Regions from separate parts of the Homo sapiens genome. Here region 2 is linked to region 1. Evidence: read pairs that join two places in POLR2A ChIA-PET (ENCODE). Cell type or tissue: A673. All regions are shown on one strand. Links, peaks and the distances in the headings refer to the core of each region. The heading gives the core; the rest is flanking DNA.

Region 1 (10,758 bases), core at 1,105-9,104:
TTTCAATCTTTGAGACCAAAGGACCTCTCTTGTTTCAGTTGCAAAAGTATGTCTGTTTTGGTGCCTGTAAATACATTTACAAATCTGATGCCTTCAGGATGCTTACAGGCAGTCCTTTGTCTCCAGTTAAGCTTTTTCTTTTCTTTAAGTTTTCAGTAGAATATTCCAGGAATCTCTGCATACTTCAGGAGTTTGCAAGGTTAGTTTTTTGTTTTAATACTTACCTGAACAGTCGAACCATTTTCTAATGCTCATCTAACCAAACAACTACTTTATTTATTGTTCTGCCTGACCTGTAATGTAATCTGCATGATGCGCTGGCTGTTTTCTGATTCAGACTACATATTTCAGATTGGATCTACTTGTTGTATTTTTTTTTTCTCCTGCAACCTGAAGGCCAGGCAGAGAGGGTTCATTGAAATCTAGGATTTGTTAGATTGTATTTTAATCAGTTTCACAGCATACCCTCCTTCTCCCAAGCCTATTGCCCAATCTCAGAATGAGATCAAAATAAACTGAAATTGTCCTTACTCACTTTCACAAAGTTGCTAGTTAGAAGCAAAATGTCCAATCCATCCTGTAGGAAGAAGAGAGGGACCCAGCAATGGGCCCAGTTAATCTGTAAATTGCATATTTAACGTAGGAATAATCATGGCTCTTGTTATTGAGATCTTTTCAGTACATTTGGTGGAAGTAAACTGTTTGTGTCCTCCAGTGGTTGATGAGATCCGCTTCTTGCCTTGCTTTCCTCTCCTGGGCATTTATTTGCTAAGCAGATTGATCTATTTAGTGCATCTGTGTCTGGGTGGGTGATGTCTCCACTACTACAGTACACTCTTCTGTATTTATTATTTCACTAACAATTACTTCCACTTTCTCAATTTTCCCTTCTCTGGCTTGTTCTCATGCTCTTATCTTGCCATAACTTAAGTTTTCTTCTCTCCTCCTCATTGCATATTCCCCTTCATTGGCAACTTACAAGTACTTACATCACCTTGTGATGACTCACACTTTCTGTTGATAATGAAAAGTGATCATGTTCTAGAGAGCAGAGCCCATGCTCTGGAGGCAGCCTGCCAAGGGTTGAATCCTGGCTCTTGGCTCTACCACCCATCAGCTCACTAGCACTGTGAACTTGGACAAGTTTTTTAACCTCTCCTTGCCTACCTTTCCACATCTGAAAAATGCAATACTCTAGTTCCCACCTCATAGAGATGCTGTGAAGATTAAAGGAGTTATTCTACATTGTGGATTTAGAACGATTCGTGGCACGTAGTAAGTGCTCAACAACTGTTAGCCATTGTTATTACTTAATTTCATTTAGCTCAGTTGTATGACCATTCATTCAGCCTTCTATTAGCATTCTATTTTTCTGGCAACACCTATTGATATCCCAGATAATTAATTTTCTTTTTTTGTAATGCATTTAGAAAATGCTGCTCTTTGAAGTAAGTTAAGTGTTGCCTTTTTCTCTGTTATTTTGCAAGGAGGACAGCTTGAGTTGGAATATCTAGAAGTAAAAATCTCTCTGTTATGGTCAAATACCTCTTAGTATCCCTCAGCCAATGGGTGTGATTTTTACTTCTTCCCCCGACCAATCTAATGGAGTTCAACATCTTGCTACTGCAGGTGTCACCTGCTTACTATTAATAGCAGCATGGTCAATACCCAGGAGGTTGTAGAAATGCAGATCAGAGGACACACTGCAGACCAACTGTATGATAATCTATAGTCTAACAAGATATCCATGTTATTCTTAAGGCTATTAAAATTTGAGAAGCACTATACCAACATTTCTAGGTCTAGAGCACCATAATTCTGCTCTAGGGAAATAGGAAGAAACCAACCTGAATTCCATTTTAATAACACATAATATTGACTATTTCTATAATTTAGCACTTTAAGCCCTATGAGATTTCCTGGAAAACCTATGTTGGCATTCTCTTGGGTGTAATTGTTATCGATTAATGTCATGATTAAAAGTACGGCTTAGGTCTACTGGGAGTTTTAGCTCACTGAAAGGAAAAAAAAACACCTCATTGATCTGAAGCCCTCAGTCAGTCATTCTTAGCTTTTCAGAAAATACTTCAGATAAATAGCAATAATGTTAGCACTGAGAGGTTTGTCTCAGGGGATGATCTTTCTAACAATGACTTGCATTGATTAAGTTCATTGCTTTTTAACTGTTCACTTTGTTACTGTGGTAACTCTATTTTAAACATTAGGATGCATTTTTTTTTTTTTTAGTTGGATTGTGTATGGGTAAAGTAGCACAAGGAGGCATATTTGGGCTTCTTGTACTACTGGTGAATTACTTGTTGAGAGTCTAATGCTCCTGTTTTCTAAATACTGCTTTGTTGAGACAAGATTCTGGAAAAAGAAGACATTGGACATGTTCGTGGGTTAGACAGCATTAAGAAAAGTCAGGCAACTGTTATGATTCTTGGTATCAGTGTCAGCTCTCAAGAAAGGACTAAAAGTGCTAGATTTACTAGCTGGAGAACATTGCTTTTTGAACAGTTTACTCTTGGGAATCTTGTATAACAATGTTGTTAGATTGTTCTCTTGCCTTTTGCATACATTTTTTTTTTTTTTTTTAGTTTCGTTCTTGTTGCCCATACTGGAGTATAATGGCCTGATCTCGGCTCATTGCAACCTTCGCCTTCTGAGTTCAAGCAATTCTCCTGCCTCAGCCTCCCCAGTAGCTGGGATTACAGGCGCCAACCACCATGCCCGGCTAATTTTTGTATTTTTAGTAGAGATGGGGTTTTGCCATGTTGGCCAGGCTGGTTTCAAACTCCTGACCTCAGGTGATCCGCCCCCCTCGGCCTCCCAAAGTGCTGGGATTACAGGTGTGAGCCACTGCACCCGGCCGCATACATTTGTTTTTATGGGTGGTTGAAACGTTTAGAAAATCTTCAGCTCACTGCTTACTGTGGTTACAGGATAGCAAGAAAGATAAAGAGATTGGGTTTAGGCATTTTGAATTTGGCTTTAAATGAACCCAGTTGCAGATGTTAAATGGTGATATTAAGTCAGTCTAAGCATTAATATAAAATGATGTTCAAAAGTTATAGAACAGCATATAAATAATTGAAAAACAAAAGATCATTATTTTACCCCTAATTACTAGCCTTGGAGTATGGGTCAACCTTTCCACATCCCTCACCTTTCACATGCAATGAGATGCTCAGTGAATCCCAATAATTATCCTTTTCTTAGAGTCTCAAGTTCTTATCCTCTGTTTTTATTAAAACAGCTGTGTTTCCAGCTTGGATTATTTTTACCTCCTACTTAAACTGTTGCAATTCATGGGTCATTTACTCCTTCAGAGTTACCAACTATGTTTTTAACAAGTTGAGTATGCTAATATAGAGTTACAATTTTGATATTAACTAGACAAAAAAATTAAAACTTGGTGACTTCTCATTGTCAGTAAACAAAAAAATCATTTCCCAATCTGGTCAATTAAAATTCCCCAAAATGGTCATAGTTTACCTTAAAATATTCTTGCTAGACCTTCCTAAGTATGAACCTTGTGTGCCATCAAAATGAGACTGTTTATTCTAGTCCATATGTACATTGTATTTCACAATATTTGGACCTTAGCTCTGTTTTTCCCTCCATCTGGAATGGTCTACTCATAATTTCTGCCCACTGAAATACTTCTTATCCTTAATCCTTTTCCTTAAGCCTGTGGGTCCTTTCAGCCCTGAACACTCAGGTATGAACCAAATACTACCATTTGGGAGGGATATATAGAGGATAGTCTTGCATGGCTTTTGACCTGGCCTGTCTCATGTCCGGCTCATTGAAATGCAGTTTCTGGTTCTCAGATTTTAAGTTCCAGAAACTTCATTTTTAAAATAAAACCAGAGTTGCTATAGTTCCTAGAAGATAAATCCAGGCTAGTAAGCCTCACAAAATATTTTTATGGACTGGAGTGCCTGTATACTAACTTAGAGTGAGTGATGTGCTTTTCTTGGATATTGCCTTTCTGCAACAAGATGTCTGCAAAGCAGATTCAGAAACTGGAAAGTTGCTCAATTGGCTCAGAATTGAAACATAAGGAATTGGTTGGTCTTGAAGGATATTCCATCCAGGTTATGGGAAAATCTTATTGAGTCACCTGATAAGATTCTTTTCCTTGGATAATTTGATGTAAACACTGGTGGATTCCTCAGGTTCCAATCTTTTATCTGTTGCTCCAACTGACTGAATTACAGTTCTCCTTTACATCTTCCATTCTGATAGTATCATTCTAAAGATGTCACTTTGTTACCTTGTTTTAAATTTAGCAACTTCCTATCCTTGTCAATTAACTTGTAAAGTAATCCAGGTCTAGAAAACCACATTTAGATCTATCTAATCCATCTACTGTGGTGCAAAAATCTTTGGATGGCTGTTCTCATACATCATGTGTTTGCTTTTGAGCCTTTATAGTCTCATAATGTGCTTTTTATCTGAACTTACACAAGAATTATTAAATTGCCTTGTGCATTAGATGTATTGTCTTCTTCCTTTCTTAATCTATTTGTATTATGGTTATTGGCAAACTGGCCTTATTTACTATCAGGTCTAAATTTCTTAAAAGCTGGGACTATTACTTATTCTTGTTTGTTTTTTCTGTAGTCTCAAGTAGAGTCACATCTTTTTTTTTTCAGAAATGTAGCTTTACATTCTTCATTTATTTATTAATTCTCTCCTTCCCTCTTTCCCACCCTCTCTCCCTTCCTTTCTTCCTTCGCTCCTTTCTTCCTTCCTTTCACAGGCATTTATGAAACATATACTATTTGCCAGGAATGTATTAATGTCTGAGATTACAGGTATAAAAGATGTAGACCCAGGCCGGGCCTGGTGGCTCATGCCTGTAATCCCAGCACTTTGGGAGGCTGAGGCGGGTGGATCACCTGAGGTCAGGAGTTTGAGACCAGCCTGACCAACATGGAGAAACCCCGTCTCTACTAAAAATACAAAATTAGCCAGGTGTGTTGGCGCATGCCTGTGATCCCAGCTACTGGGGATGCTGAGGCAGGAGAAACGCTTGAACCTGGGAGGCGGAGGTTGCGATGAGCCGAGATTGTGCCATTGCACTCCAGCCTGGGCAACAAGAGCGAAACTCCATCTAAAAAAAAAAACACGTAGACCCTAATAGCATAGTTACTGCCACTCATTGATTGCCTTAAGCTCTTCATGTAATTCATATAAGACCACCAAAACCTAAGTGTTAATACTCCCCACTTGTTTTTTGTTTTGTTTTGTTTTTTAATAAGCATATTGAGGTTCAGAAAGAAAAAATGACTTTCTTAAAACCACACTGTTAGTGAAACAGCTGGGATTGAAGATCAAGGCGATTGCCTCAAGTGGTTCTTTTTCCCTACTGCTTATTCATGTTCATTGGAGGCAACTTTATCGTTTAAGGTACTGTGATGGCTAGCTACACGTGTCAACTTAGCCAGGCTGTGGAGGCCAGTTCTTGATTAAACACTTATCTGTGTGTTGCTGTGAAGGTTTTTTGTAGGTATGGTTAACATCCATATTCAGTAAGCTTTAAGTAGAGGCATTAGCCTTGATAATGTGGGGAGGCCTCATCAATCAGTTGAAGACCTCAAGAACAAAAACTGAAAAGAAGTTTTGCCTCAAGACTGCAGTACCAGCTCCTGCCTGAGTTTCTAGCTAGCTTGCCTGCCCTTAGATTTTGGATTTTCCAGTCTCTACAATGGCATGAGACATTTACACACACACACAAACACACACACACACACACTTGGGTCCCCTTTCTCTGGAGAACCTTGACTAATGGGCTGATACAGGTTCTGACAGTTAAATAGACAAAATATTACACTAGCATTTTTATTGCATTACTTTAAACTCTCAAATTAAAAGTGTTTTAAAGTTTAAAATGTATATACCATATAGTAATTTTATTTTAAATAGGGAGGATTGGTGCCAGGGGTCTTATCATGAAGGGACCAAGTGTGGAGCTAGAAGGAAAGGGATGAAGGACTGGACTGTTTTTCAAGGTGATTGAAAAAATAGAGGGATGTCACAACTTAAAGTTGGTCACATTATAGCTGTCCAGGGAAAGATTTATAAAATTGTTGAAGATACTCATTTCAAAAAATTCAAATAACAGAAAACACACATTTTTTTTCCTGTGATTTGACATCAGCATGTCTATGTGTAGAGTCTGTAGTGTTCACAATTTTACTTTTAGTTTTCATAAGGTAAAGCAAGTCAAATATTTTCCTGCATGTGGACTTACCAAATATGAAGACACTGAAAAGCAGAGTAGTGATTTTAGGAATTTGGATTTCAGTCGAAAATTTCATTATTAGGCCCAAAGTTATTGTGGTGAATCCATAAAAGTTTTTTTGTCAATTGCAAATCAGAGTTAACCCACCAATAAAACCCCAGGGTCTAGAACACAGGTTTTAATGAAGTAGAAGTGGACACAGGGAGGAACAGAGTGTTAAACAAATGCAAGCACGCCTCTACGCAACCAGTGCGGACTCTCCTTGGAATGGGATATCACAGCCAAGTTGATTGGAGATATACAGTTGATGCTTATTATTTGTGGAAGTTCTGTTCTGTCACATCATCTTAGTTAGCAAATACTGAACCATTTCTCCTGGGAGAAATACAGGGTGGGTTAGTTCCTGTGAGTCTCTTGTCACATTTTTCTGAACGACCTATACATAATCTCATGTGTTTCTGTTTTAAAGACACCTTTTTTAATCTACTTATGGTCAATAGCGGTCAAACCCATGCCTGAACTGAGTTTATCTAACACATGTATTTTCTCTGTGAGACACATAACAGCTTTCTTGCACTTAGGAACACTAGACGGCACTTCAGCACTATGCTTGGGGCTCCTTTTGAGCAGCACGATCACCAAGAAGAAGCACAAAATGCAAAAAATGTGGCATTAAATAGACCATGAAAAGAACACTGTTGAGAGTATTGAGAACTGAAACAAGAAGGCAGTGTAAGCTGGGAATGTGTACATTGGGTAGTTCATTTTCTTGCCACTCCGTGCATGTCTGCAAGTGACCCCGAAAGCACTGCAGTATTTATTTTGGTGTCATAAATACATTTTAGCAAGTAGATGAATTTGCAAATGAGGAATTGGCAAATAATGAGGATCAGATCTACATAAGCAGTTTGGGTCTTCCTGGAAGATGAAACTATTTGTAGTTAAATAGCTCCCCCAAAGACACTCTGTAAGAGAGTGCAGTGCTGCCGAAGGACAGTGTTTGGCTTCTGAAGATTTTATGTTCATTTGCAAGATTATTTAATAAACATTTTTAATCCTTGCTATTGCAGCCTTTTAGAAGAAAATCTGTGCTATAAATAACAAAACTTTAACAATGGCAGTATGCTTTCTTTAGGAATCCCGGAGCAATTTCAGGTGTCTGTTTTGAACCACTGGAATGATTAATAAAATCAGTGCAAATAAACAAAAAATCAAAATTCAAGCAAAGTAATTTGTTATCTTTTCCAAAATATTAGTAGGGAAGCAATTTGTTTTCTTTCACCAAGATTTACAGAGTCAGTTCATTAAAATATCACTTGTTTAACCATGTTAAAACAATTACTTGTTTAATTGAGGTTTTCACCTTTTAATGACTTTTGTCATATTGAAATTTGCCAAGAAATTAGCAAGTCTACAACTTTGATTCTTGCATACTATTTTAATACTTTTAGGTTGATGCCAATCCTTTAATTCTTTATTTGTCCAACACTTAGTATGTGCAAATTTCTTTGCTTAAGAATTCTGAATTAGCAAAGCAGGGATTTTCTTGACTTAAGCAGCTGCCAAATCGTGGAGGTACTCCCACCCAAGAAAGAGGAGTAAAAGTGAGATGTGCTCTTTTACGCTCCTGCAGCAAAATTAGAACTCAAGGACAGAGGGGGTAGAACAGCTCAACTACTGATGAGATTATTATTTAACAGAAAAGAAAAGAAAAAGAATCAGTGATGTGGAAGATTATTGAATTTTTTTGTGAATCAAGATTTCCTCCAATAGCTCATTGTACACTGAATAAAAAAGGTTGGGTTATATTTTTATTCTGAAAAGATATTGCAAGCCATTTTTCTCAGCCATTTCATAAATTAGAATGGGAGAAAATAGATTTATATTATAGCAAGTACAATTTAGTGTAGACTAGTGGTGGGGGGCTACTACCAGAGCACTACAATTATGAATATTTATAACCTGAAATAGATGTAAGAAGTAAATTAGAGAAATTAACATGGGCAATAATCATATTCATACAGTGACACTGACTTGGAGAGAATTATATTAGGTAGTCAGAAGACTTTAGCCTATTGCTGCTTGAAATTATGTATACATGGATCCTTAATGTTCTGGGCTTGAATTTGAAAGGCTCACTCATCAAGATTTTTAGACACATTATATTTGCTTTTGCAAATTAGAAGCTCCAACCACAGATGCAAGTATACATTGCCATGTGTGGAATTAATGCTTCAGACAGCTTATGAATATGTATGTGTATTTTGGTGGCGCTTCTGCCACATGAGTCTGAAAAGCAGTGGGAAGTGGGTGGAACTGCGTGGAACTGCATATTGCTGTCAGAAAAGTGCAATTCTCAAAGAAAAAAATATAGGGGCAAATTTTCATTTCAGACATGTCTGCAAAAACATAAAATTTTCCCAAAGAGGAAAGCTGATATTTGTCCATTTTAATTGTTAAAATTTCTGTTGACATCTTCACAACTTAGAAATATTCTGAGGCCAATCCTTTATATTTAAATATACATACATCTTCAAGATGGTTTCTGGAATGCCTTAAGTTTCAATATGTAGTGAGATTTATATGGCATTGAGTTCTGTAATTACAGTTGTAGCTGATTGAATTACTGGTATATATGGGTTGGGTCTAGCTTAAGTTATAGTGGGAGGTTTTGTGTCTGTATTTCACCAGGATGTTGGTATTAACCACTGATTACCTCAAAATCATGTTCATCTAGAAAAAGAAATGCAATATAAATGGTAGTCCATTTGCAATCTGTTCCACTTTATGGGCACCACTTGTAAGTCATGGTAGCTGGGCAGGTTGGGGTGGAGGGACAGGAAAGCTAAGGCCAATAGCAGCTCCTGTGGTGGTGTGTGTGTCTGTAGCAGTGCAGGTGCTTCGAGGTTCCCTGGGCCCAAGAGGACGAAGGGTCTGCACCAACTGATAGTGGCACCCTTGGGTAGTTTGAATTAATTACCTGTTATGATCAGCCCCCTTTGATAAAAGTTTTAGGGTGTTCCGGAAAACCTTGTCACTCGGTGATGGTTTGGTGTAAGGGTCTGGTTAGAGCAGGATCAGATGATATTTACATGTTTCATATGCTGTAACAGTACAATTCTGATACTTCAGACAGATATTTAAGCAATTCCTAACAGTACATTTTAAACATCAAATTGAACCAGTGACAGATAATAACACAATTACTATTGCTCTGTTTTATTGATGTAAACTTACTGCATTTGATCAATTATTACCAAAGAGATTTTAATCCATCGCTTACAAACAATTTGTTTACAAGGCATACTGATATCCTCCTAAAAGACCATCTGATACGGCTTTGCATTTTCACCTGTTCTTGAAGTAGTCCCTCAGGCTATTTCCCTTTACCCCAGTTATCATTTAGAAAAGGTTTGCTTTTGATATGTAGTTAGGGTGCCTGTAAATTCCCTTTTTATCGTAGGTCTGGTCTAATGGAGGGTCCAAAGTTTTCTAGGTAACAATACTTTCTTCCATTTAGCCTTAGTCATCATTTCTTAATGGCCTTCCTCCTTAGAGCTCTAAATTGGATTAAGGTTGTATGTTATCTAGGAACTTTATAAAGAATTAATTGTTATAAATTTTCATTTGTCTTAAAAAACAAATAACAACAAAAACTCTTACACCTGTTAACCTCCCTTGCCCTTCTAGCTTCTGTGCCATTCTTCATTTCCCTTTGCAGTGCAACTCAACATGTCTACACTTGTTGTCTCTAATTCTCCTTTAATTAACTCCTAAACATACTTAAATCAGACTCTTGTCCTCACCATTCCCCTAGAACTCTGGTCAGGTTCAACAGTGACCTTTAAGTTACTATATCAGTAGGTTAGTGTTTGGCCCTCATCTTACTTGACCTATCCAGAGCATTAGAGACATGTATCTTCCTAGAGGCCTGTGACTCACTTGTTCCTCCACATTTTTCAGACCTTTTAATTTTGGAATCCCTGAAAGATGAGCACTTAGTCTGCTTATCTATTTGCAGTTATTGTTGGGGATCTCATTCAGTCTCATGACATTAAATATGATTTATAGACTGATGACTACCAACTTAATGTCATTACTCCAGACATTTCTTCAAAACAATCAATTTTCCTATTTCAGGAACTATAGGAATTTTTAGGTCTACATCAAAAATTTTAATAGACAAGTTTTGCATCTTCCACCAGAAACAAAAAAGAATCAATAAAGTGATAATTTTGAAATTTTGATATTGTTATGATTAAACATTCGTACCAATTTCCAAATTCCAGAGTTAGGGAGTTTAACTTAAGATAGACAAAATAAGATAGAGAAACTAGAATCACTCCATTCAGGAAACTGCATCATGCATATTTACATAATTTTTATGCATACTTGTTGATTGCTATTTCATATTTAAGGTTATATACCTAACAAAGTAATTCATGCCAACACAATGTACCATGTAATCCAATGGGAGATGTCATTTAGTGAGATAAATCATT
Region 2 (10,758 bases), core at 1,937-9,936, 80 kb after region 1:
ACTTCATGTCTAAAACACCAAAAGCAATGGCAACAAAAGCCAAAATTGACAAATGGGATCTAATTAACTAAAGAGCTTCTGCACAGCAAAAGAAACTACCATCAGAGTGAACAGGCAACCCACAAAATGGGAGAAGATTTTCGCAACCTACTCATCTGACAAAGGGCTAATATCCGGAATATACAATGAACTCAAACAAATTTACAAGAAAAAAACAACCCCATCAAAAAGTGGGCAAAGGACATGAACAGATGCTTCTCATAAGAAGACATTTATGCAGCCAAAAGACACATGAAAAAATGCTCACCATCACTGGCCATCAGAGAAATGCAAATCAAAACCACAATGAGATATCATTACACACCAGTTAGAATGGCAATCATTAAAAAGTCAGGAAACAACAGCTGCTGGAGAGGATGTGGAGAAACAGGAGCACTTTTACACTGTTGGTGGGACTGTAAACTAGTTCAACCATTGTGGAAGTCAGTGTGGCGATTCCTCAGGGATCTAGAACTAGAAATACCATTTGACCCAGCCATCCCATTACTGGGTATATACCCAAAGGACTATTGGACATATTTCTAAAAAAAATAAAGTGAACTAAGTTTTTTTTTTCTTTTAGTTAGCACACTGGAAGCAGTGACATCATTTCAGCTGTTGTGTTTTTTTTTTTTAAGGAAGTTAACTTTACTAAGTGACATGCAGAAATAGTTTTAAGCCTGGTCATCAGCACTAAGAGCAATAAGATGTTCTCATTATATTTATTTTTAGTTCATACACAAAATGATTCATGTGAATTTAGCCCCTAATTCTAAGACTAAGAAAAAGAAAGAGAGGTTTATAATGTATTGTTTTTATCTCCAGCAGGTATTAGATTCTGGACATTTCTCCCCGACAGTAGCTTCTTAAGGTCCACCTGTATTGACATAAGTGTCAGATCTGTCATCAGTTCCAGGATGAAGAAAGATAATTTTCTTTTTCCCTGAGTTTGCATCTTTTCCCACTACATTACAAATGTCAATTTATGGCAGAAATAGCATTCTTTAATAATTATGTGAAAAAGTCATTACAAGAAAAGGGCCCTTTTCATATAATAAATTAGCCTAGGTTGTTTGCTTTAACAGAAACCCTCCATGCTGTGCAGATGGACCTTTTCTTACACTGCTCATGAGATTGTGGATTGACAGATTGCATGAAAGCCACATGGAATGCAGTAGGGGCAGCAGCAGAAGGGAGAGGTGGATTGCCTCCCCTGATCTCCTGATCAAAGGATCTAGATAATGCTACTACTCACATACAGAATATGTTTAGATTTATTGAGGCATCTCTTATTTTTGAATATGCCAAAACAGACAGACCCAGTTTTTTGCAAACAAATTGCCATTATTATGTGTAATGGAATTGGAATAAAGCGACTCCCATTTTTTATGTTACTGGATTGCTGTAAATCATCTGAAAGTGCACACCTCTTCCCACCTATATTTCTTAACCACTTTACTGCCAGAACTTATTTAAATCTTATCTCATATTCTCTTGTTTTCTTGCTGTCTAATTAGAAAACCACTTGACCATTACTGCCCCTGTGATCTATGTGATTTCTTTCCTTCTGATTTGGAGTCTTCCCAATATCAACTCTACCATTTATTTATTTTTTAATTTTAAAATATTTTAATGATCTAGATACTTTGAACTTTTCTAATTAGCTTGTATTTGTGCCCTGAAATATTTAAAACAAAATATTTGGAAGGATTTTGACATTTACACTCTCATGGTATTTGTATTTGCAGTTCCCTGAATGTGGTTTCTACGGAATGTATGATAAGATCCTGCTTTTTCGCCATGACCCTACCTCTGAAAACATCCTTCAGCTGGTGAAAGCGGCCAGTGATATCCAGGAAGGCGATCTTATTGAAGTGGTCTTGTCAGGTAGTATACTTTTATACCTTTTCTTTATCCGTAGATTAGAAGTTGTATTTGAAGAATTCTTGGGCATATGTTTTTAAGGAAACATAAAAAGCATATCTCAAACTCAGCTCCAAGAGAAGATGTTGGAGCTCTGTCCACATGAAAAAGGGAAACAAAAGGTTTCCCTTTAATTGGCTGTGTCCACACCCAGTACTGCTCCAATCACGTCTCTTGACTTAAGGCTTCCTCCCAGCCCCCTCTCAGCCTCTAGCAACATACAGATGGCGTCATTCAGCACCTTGAATCATTTGGACAGCAGCAAAAGCAAACAAGAAACTCACCAACAGTGAAGCTAAATTAGCTGTCAGGGCTGCAATTGTACAGAATGTGTGGAAGCCAAGAAATAGCACCAGGGCTAAGAAGCCTTTGACTTACTAAGGTCAAAAGTCCAGTAGCTATGAGGTAAGCCAAGACCAAGGAGGAAGCCAGAGCCCAGGAGTTAGAGAAGGTCAGGTCATGCCATGTGACGCTAGTTAACTCAGTCCCTGAGAAATGGCTACATTTGCCTCTGCTCACATTTTTTATTTCTTGTTTAGGATTTAGCAGTTAGTAATAGGACTGTGCCTAACCAAACAGAAAAAAAAGAATGTATTTAACCTTTTTAAAAAGCACCAGAGAACAACAGCTAGAGTGGAGATCCTTACAATGATACTCAATGCAATGATAATGTATCCAAATTTTTATTGTTTATTTTTGTTAAAAAGAGAATAATTATTGAGAAACTTGGATTGCCTTGCTCTTTTCTCCTCTCATGCCTTCTTTGTTTACCATCTCTTTGAATAAAAGAAGTCCAGCAGCATTACAGAGTCTCAAGTTTATTTCCTCAAGTTCCTCAACTTGTTCAGAGCCCAGTACTTGGATGCACTGATTATAATTCAATTTATCTTTGTTTTATTCACTTTGCTTTGATTCAGTCTAGTTCTCTTTTTTATCTTTATTGGTTGCCTACAGTTGTGTGAGATCCTGGGATTGCCACAACTTCATTGTGTAGATGGATCCTATAAAACAACTTTTTTGCTAGATAAAGGTAATTATTTTTCTGTTGCCTGCACCTGACCTCTCAAAACTACGGACTAGACATGTTGTTTTCTAAGTTTCCTGTTTCTGAACACTAAATTAATTATTCAGGGAAATCATGCACTGGATCAGTTCTTGCCATAATTCATATTAAACTCACAGCCAGGCTGCTTTGTAAATAATGTAATGTTTTATGAGTCCTTTTGCCTTGTGTCAATGTCCAGAAATATATGAGGACTTTTAAAATTGCATTTCTAAATATAATGTATTATTCTTTCCATTTTACTTTTGTTATCAAGCACTTTAGAGTAGTAGCAGACAGATTGAATGCAACCTGTGTGTGGGTGTATTTATGTAGGAGAGGACTGCTTATTTGCATGTTATCCCAGCATTAATGAGCCAGACCTGCTCTTCCCTCGTGTTGACCTGATGTAGCCCTCTAGAATTCCCTTGCTGCATGAGAACAGCATTCTGCTTTTCCTCTCCCATCTTTGCAAATTGAGAACTTCATTGTGCGTATGCCCTACCTCCCCTGCTGTCCACCCTTTATGTTCCATGTCTCCTGTTTTCCTGGCCACAGTTGTTGAGAGGGCATTTAAGAGCAGCCCATTTCCTTACCTGCTTTCCCAGCACCAGACTCCAGAAGGGCTCCCTTACTCTTACCAGCTATTTTGCTGGAATTTAAAAGGAGCTATTCTCTAACAGTTTAATTCTAGTTTTGAACGACATAGTGCCATTTTCCCAAAGTCATTGACCCTTTAAATTGTTCAGTTAGTATATCAATTACACACACACACACACACACACACGCACACTCAATTATGTTTAGATCTCCTGCGCTTACCTATAACCATCGACAGCAGTACTCTCCCAGCTCCTCTCCCACTCTATTGCTTAGCATTGTGATTTGCTCAATAAATGTTTATGTTTACAATAGTTTTTTAAACCATCCCACCCCTTTGTATTACAACCCTGTTTCTTACCCATATCTCTTATCTCTTTTCCCTTAGCCTTTTTAGGCCCTGAGTCTATTGTGATCAAATGCCTGATGTTCCTTTCTTTTTCCCGGTCTTTATGTCTTCCTTGCATCCTGACTCTCCTGAAGGTGATGCCCCATTTCCAAGAGGCTTTGCCTCTTATTTTCCTCCACTCTTAGTTGAGGAGTTGAGTGATATGGCCCTCTTCTGATTTCCCATTGCCATTTAATTATTTATGTCACCTTCTTTGCAGTGAAGTGATTTATTTTCCTTGAAGACTCATTTCCATTTAAGTATGGCAATAATTGTTGTCAGATTCCTAATTTTACTTTCCATTTTAAGTACTCATTCATCCTTGGTTTTGTTAACATACATATTTATGATTCTTCAGATTCCTTGTTATTTATTTTTATTATCAGTCACCCATAATGCCATTCCTGACTTCACCAATAAGACAAGGCTCCAGCTTCAAAATCTCCACTTGGTAGCACTCCTCTTCTCCTACTCTAGCCTGTCCTTCTTGTCCATCTCTACCAAGTGCACATTCCTGTTCCCTGACTTTTTCACTGTATTTTAATCACTAACTCCCTACCATTTTTGACCATATTTTTCTATTTCTTTTTTCTCCACATAGCATGCGACTTATTATATTCATGTCTTACACCACACTTTGATGGAGTTTCAATGACTTTGTATACCCGGGCAGGGCCTGCAATACCTGTTAGTAATCTGAATTACTTTACCACCCATTTTTGCCATTCTTTTCCCGAGCCACATAGGACACACAGTTCCCAGCCTACCTGACTAAATGCAGATCCAACTTTCACCTGGCCTAACTATTGTTCAGCAATCTTTCCCCCACCTCATCCTTTTGTTATCCATAGATATGAGGTTCTCAATAAATATGTATGAGTTCACTTATTAACTACTGGCTATGAGAATAAAGTTACTACATATATACCATTTTGTAAAAATATCGATTTGTTGTAAAATATTATTTCTAGATATATCCTCAGAAATAAACTGAACTTCAAGTCTTCTTGCTATGCATTCTTTTGGCCCACATAAGAGAAATCAGGGCCTATCAAGTGAGTAGGATTGTACCATGTTATAATTTGTGGCAAGGCGAGTGATAGCAGCAAGGACACTTCAGGCCATATGTGCAGGAGAGCTTGGATTACATACTCCTTCCTGACCTAGTCCCTGAAGGGGACACGAAGGGTGCTGCATTTTCCTTCTGAAGCCTGTAGTTTTACTGTTAAGTTTTATTTATCTGAACTTTCTTTTTCCTTATCACAAATTAAATTTTACTCTGTAGTTTGATGTAAACATAACCTGGTTGTTTTTATATTTAACTAACAATCTACCAGCAGGAACATTTTCTGACACAGGACTGCAGTAAAAATGAGAGAAAAAATAGGGAAAAATTTCAAGGTTAATTTTATTTCTTCAGACAACATCAAGATTTTTTTTTTTCTTTGCTTATATCATTTTCTGCTCAGACTTTTCATCATCTTTTAACTGCTTTGGGAGTGAAAACTAACCAAGCTGCTTCTGGCTAATTTGCTGATTTTTTTCTCCCTCCGTTTCTTTTTGAAAAACATGACTAGTGTGAGCTAGTACATTTAAACGCAGTAAGCCAGGAAAAGATTGCTCATGAGTAGATGGATTGGGTTATTGAGGAAAAAAATAACAACTGCATGAAAGTTCCCTACCCCACCTATCCCCACTACTGGCAAATTCTCTTTGTATGTTAAACAAAGGACTAGCATTCTTACTATTGTTAAGAAGTAGGAAAACACTGAACATGGAAATTTTTTTTTTTTTACCAGAGTGAAGTTCAAGTGTATGGTACTGAACTGTAAAATCAAGGTTGTGGAATGTATTTGAAGCCTTCTTCATGATGGGCCTCTATCAAATCCTGATAATTCAGCCTTAGCAAACAAATTAGTAACAGGACTACATTTACATGACTCAAAACACTGTTTGTTTGGTTGGTTTTGGCTTGATCTCTAATAATTATCAGTGTATATATGTGTGTGTTTATGTCTATATGTGTGTGTATCTTGTAGGTAGTTAAATAGAGACTAGAAAAGGACTACAAGAATTCCTCAAATAAAGTCACAGTTTTAAAAGTTTGAAAGATAAATGTTGAATCTTTCCTTCTTACACTTAAGGTTAAAAAATAAATGTTTTTCTTGGGCTTCTTTCATTATAGATTTACAGTAGATTATCTTGTATTATAACTTTTGCAAAAAGCTATTTCCACATGTAGTTAGTTTTTGGTCCTCACTATCAAGAGAAGGGAGCCTCATTAGAGAGCTGGCACTGTAGTCCAGGCAGAAGAGGCGTGGGCCTATTCTCGGGCTATGACAGAAGAGCTGAAAATGAGACAGAGAGGTCAAAAATATTTTAGAAGTAAAAGTGAACAAACATAATAACCATTTTGATGTAGTTGATGAAGGAGGAATGAAAAAATCAACAGAACTCTCAGGAGAGCTACAGCTATGTGAGAGTGCGATGACATTTCCTTTATCCCACCCCAAGTCTTGCCCTCAAACATTGTTCAATGTGTTTGCCAAATGATTCAGGTACTTATCTGAGGGGCTGAAGAACTAATTTCTCAGGAAGGTAGTATCATTGATTTCCTTCATGATTTTGTACAAGTTGCAAAACCTTTGGGCTTCAGGATTTATTTATTTATTTATTTATTTATTTTTTTTGAGACAGAATCTTGCTCTGTCACCCAGGCTGGAGTGCAGTGGCTCAATCTTGGCTCACTGCAACCTCCACCTCCCGGGTTTAAGCAATTCTCCTGCCTCAGCCTCTGGAGTAGCTGGGATTACAGGCGCACACCACCACGCTCGGCTAATTTTTGTATTTTTAGTAGAGACAGGGTTTCACTGTATTGGCCAGGCTGGTCTTGAGCTCCTGATCTTGTGATCCGCCTGTCTCGGCCTCCCAAAGTGCTGGGATTACAGGCGTGAGCCACCGTGCTCGGCTTGGGCTTCAGGATTTTTTTTGTTTGTTTTTTAATCAAACAAAAAGCTTCTACTAGATGAAAGTATCATACAGTGATAATATTACATGCATTCTATACTTGTTTTCATTCTGGAAGTAAAGTATTAGGCATGAGGATAGAGTATAATTTCCAGGGCCAGAAAATCTGAGTTCATATCCTTTATCTATTCTTCACTACTTACATTGCCAAGACTTGTAATCATTCTGTGCCCACGTTTCCTCATCTGTAAAATGGGGATAACCCTAGCACCTATATTGTAAGGTGTTTACATAAATTAAAGTAAAATTGCTTGTAAAGCACCTCAGACAGTTTCTATACATAGCAACTCCACAATAAATGTAAACTATTAAGATTGCTTCTTCTCCTCACACTCTAAGCAGCCTTTAAATGTGATGCGTATGCTTATTAAACATACCGCAAAAGGGAATCCTGGTCCTTTAACTTTGGAAAATGTTGGGCTAAACAACTTTAAAGGAATTATTTGCTGCAAGTCTCTTTAGAACTTTGGTGCATGCTAATGTGAAGCATAACTCTCCAAAATCATGCCCAAGTTCACTTTCTCACGGAATACTTTTTCCCCTCTCTGAGCATCTGGTGAGTCCTGGTTCAGCAGGCCACTCTCTACAGATACTCCTCTGGGTGATGACCATGGAACAAATTGTCTGAGAGGATGATCCAGTCTCTCTGCACAGAGGGGGAAGATTTGAGCCATAGAAAAGTAGGAGTTAGGAAGCATGAAATCTTTGCTTACATAATATCACAGGTTTTTGAAGCAGTTTATGTAAGTAATTTGTTTCCTTCACAATGACTCTGGAAAGTAGAGAAGTCAGATATTTGAAAAGCTATAGAATATAAATTGTAACTTGCCTATGTCCTGCAGAGAGTAGGAGTAACACCAGAGCTTGAATCTAAGTGTTCAGTCACTATTAATACCATTTCAATACCATTTAGCCCTTTGAACTTGAACAAGTAAACAGAAATAGTTGAGGACTTGTTCAAAGAATTCCTATTGCAGTAAGAGTTTATATTTCAGGGACCATTGATGATATTTGTAACAGCAAAAGTAGCAGTGAGCTTCAGGAACCATTGAGATGATGTTTGTCATAGACCATTATCATCCTCTTCCTCATAAAAATGTAAATATTTAATTCATATACTCAAACTTTAATGAGGTTAAGAAAACCCTGAAGGTTCTTCTCTATAGTTATAATACAAAATATAAAGCAATATAACAGTGTCACTGCATCACTAGGATCCCATCATAAGTTCACAATTCTGATCAAAATGGAAATAGTGTCTTAGGGTCACTATATTTAAGAAATCCTTATAAGCATGTTTTACTCCTACTACGATTCAATGCCTAAATCATAAACCAGGAAAAAAAATATGGTAACAACATTTTATTAAGCTTCTTTTTTCTTTTATAGAAAGTGCAAATTACTGACTTTATATATTAATTTCTCTTAGATATAATATTATATTAATTTGTCTTAGATATAATACATTGGTTAGCAATGTAGCAATATTTTATCTTCTGTGAAATTTAGGCAGAAGATAAAAACCCCAAGAGTGATATAGTAAATCACTGTATTATTTCCTCAAAAGTATATTGCATAGATATAGTTTTTGTTTGTTTGCTTTTAAGAAGGCAGAATTAATTGTGGGCAACACCTTCTCAGCCCTACTACTACTTGGGCAACTAAGGTTTTATAAGACCTGGCCTTCAATGCTCAATTTATATTTCCTTGTGTTTGTACTTGGACATCTAAGTGTCACAGGCTGAATGGAGCCAAATCTTCTCTAACTTCAGTTGCAATTTTCTTTGCAGGTGGTTTTGTAACAGTGGAAAATCTAAATGTGAAAATACACGTCATTTCTCTTTTCTCCCAAGTATGGCTTATGTTAAATGTGTCTTCAGCATTTCCTTTTTGTGATTGTTAATATTCTCTTTCCATTCTTATCTTTCAAGTAAACCTGTGTATTAGTCCATTTTCACACTGCTATAAAGATACTACATGAGACTGGGTAATTTATAAAGAAAAGATGCTTAATTGACTCACAGTTCCACATGGTTGGGAGGGCTCAGGAGACTTGCAATCATGGCAGAAGGTGAAGGGGAAGCAAGGACCTTCTTCACATGGCAGTAGCAGAAGTGCCTGTGAGAGCTCAGGGAAAACTACCATCTATAAAACCATCAGATCTTGTGAGAATTCACTCACTATCACGAGAACAGCATGGGGGAAACCACCTCCATAATTTAACCACTTCCCTGCCTCGACACGTGGGGATTACAATTCAAGATAAGATTCGGGTGGGGACACGAAGCCTAACCATATCAACCTGGTTTTAATTTCTTTGTGCCACACTAAACCATTTTCTCAGAGAAGAGAATGCAGACAGCAAGCAGATTGGAATGTTACCATAGACTCCCACTTTTCCCTACTTGTGACTTCAGTAGGGATATTGTGCTTGGTGCACTTCTTCCTCACTTTGATAGTTTTCTTGGTTATTTATCTCCTGATAAAATGGATTCTCCAGGGAGGAGATGGAGAAGCAATGACACAATAGTGCATTGTTTCTCCATCTATTTTTCCTCAAGCACCCCTAAATATCAAGGCAGAGGGAAGAAATTCTGTCCAGGTCAACTGGGGAATAAGACAAACCCGGAAGTGAAAAGTCTTGAAGCCTCTTATTTCATATGAAAATTTTATGCACATTTTCCATTCTGCTGCATTATATTCTTCATGCTGTATACTTTTAAATAAATAATATTTCTTGCCACATATTGTTCTTTTAGAAATAATAATAACAATAGTGATGTTAATATAACAATAGTGATGGTAACATAACAATAGTGATGGTAATATATTTATGATATGTTATGCACTGTTCCAAGTGCTTCACATATATTAACTCAGAAATATGCATCATATTTATGTTATATCTCCACATAGCTTCAATTTCATAAGTAGTTGATTTTCAGTCAATACTTTGGTTTCAGTCCCAGAGTTGTCATTTATTTCTTATATAATGTTCAGCAAGTCACCCCATTTCCCTGAATCTTGATCCATCTGCTGTAAAATAACATTAACAGTATCTCCAATATATGGTTGGGCTGTAGAATTCATGAGAATAAATATAAAGCATTTCACAAGATGGTTGCCAAATGTAAAGTACTCAATCCTCTTACCCCACCTCCACCCCACTGCACTACACATTTCTTGAAATAGGAACGATTTATTTTAATATTTGAAACTTTAGGATCTGGTATATCACATGCAATCAATATCTATTTATTGAGTGAAAGAATGAATCCTTAAATCAATGAAATGTACAAGCCAGCAAATACATGAATAATTAAATTGATGTCCTATGTATGATATCCAAAAGTTAATGTTGTTGTATAGGAATTGAATTTTATTAGTTCTTCTTGACATAATCTATTAGTAAAATTAATATTATCATCTGATTAATTCTTCTTTTTCTGGACTCTTGTTATCTCCTAAATATTGTCAAAAATGTCTTTTAGAAAATTGCTTATTTATTTTTAAAAGTCCTGTTTTTAAACATTGCAGTTTCTTTCACAGTATTTCTCAAGCAAAATTATACTTAATTCATGGAATACCAATTGTTTTCCTAATTTCTATGATTCCTGGATTGTGTTCATCACCATGACCAAATAACCCCATTTGCTATTGTACTAAATTCACTCTTCAGTGAATCAGTTTTCCCAACCATTGCTCTTTTCTTCCTAAATATTCTTGCTTTCTTTCTGAG

The links. Peaks named below come from ENCODE experiments on the same cell type or tissue, not always from the same donor. Only the 100,000 strongest peaks of a DNase experiment are listed, where the experiment ranks them.
Region 2: POLR2A ChIA-PET joins it to region 1 with 5 read pairs; 2 of 35 experiments call an interaction of 5 or more read pairs at or near these places.

What each region holds. Positions count from the first base shown.
Region 1 is chr14:29,796,076-29,806,833 of GRCh38, reverse strand. All of the region lies in intron 1 of PRKD1 (protein kinase D1), which reads left to right. Among named protein-coding and RNA genes, the nearest start is that of PRKD1, 130 kb to the left of the region's middle. In A673, for the core only: a CTCF peak has its summit at 5,668; no DNase peak of the experiment used is centred there; H3K4me3 peaks cover 910 bases; H3K27ac peaks cover 1,760 bases.
Region 2 is chr14:29,716,704-29,727,461 of GRCh38, reverse strand. PRKD1 (protein kinase D1) reads left to right here. Exons shown (of 18, transcript NM_002742.3): 2 at 1,788-1,926. Among named protein-coding and RNA genes, the nearest start is that of PRKD1, 210 kb to the left of the region's middle. In A673, for the core only: no CTCF peak of the experiment used is centred there; no DNase peak of the experiment used is centred there.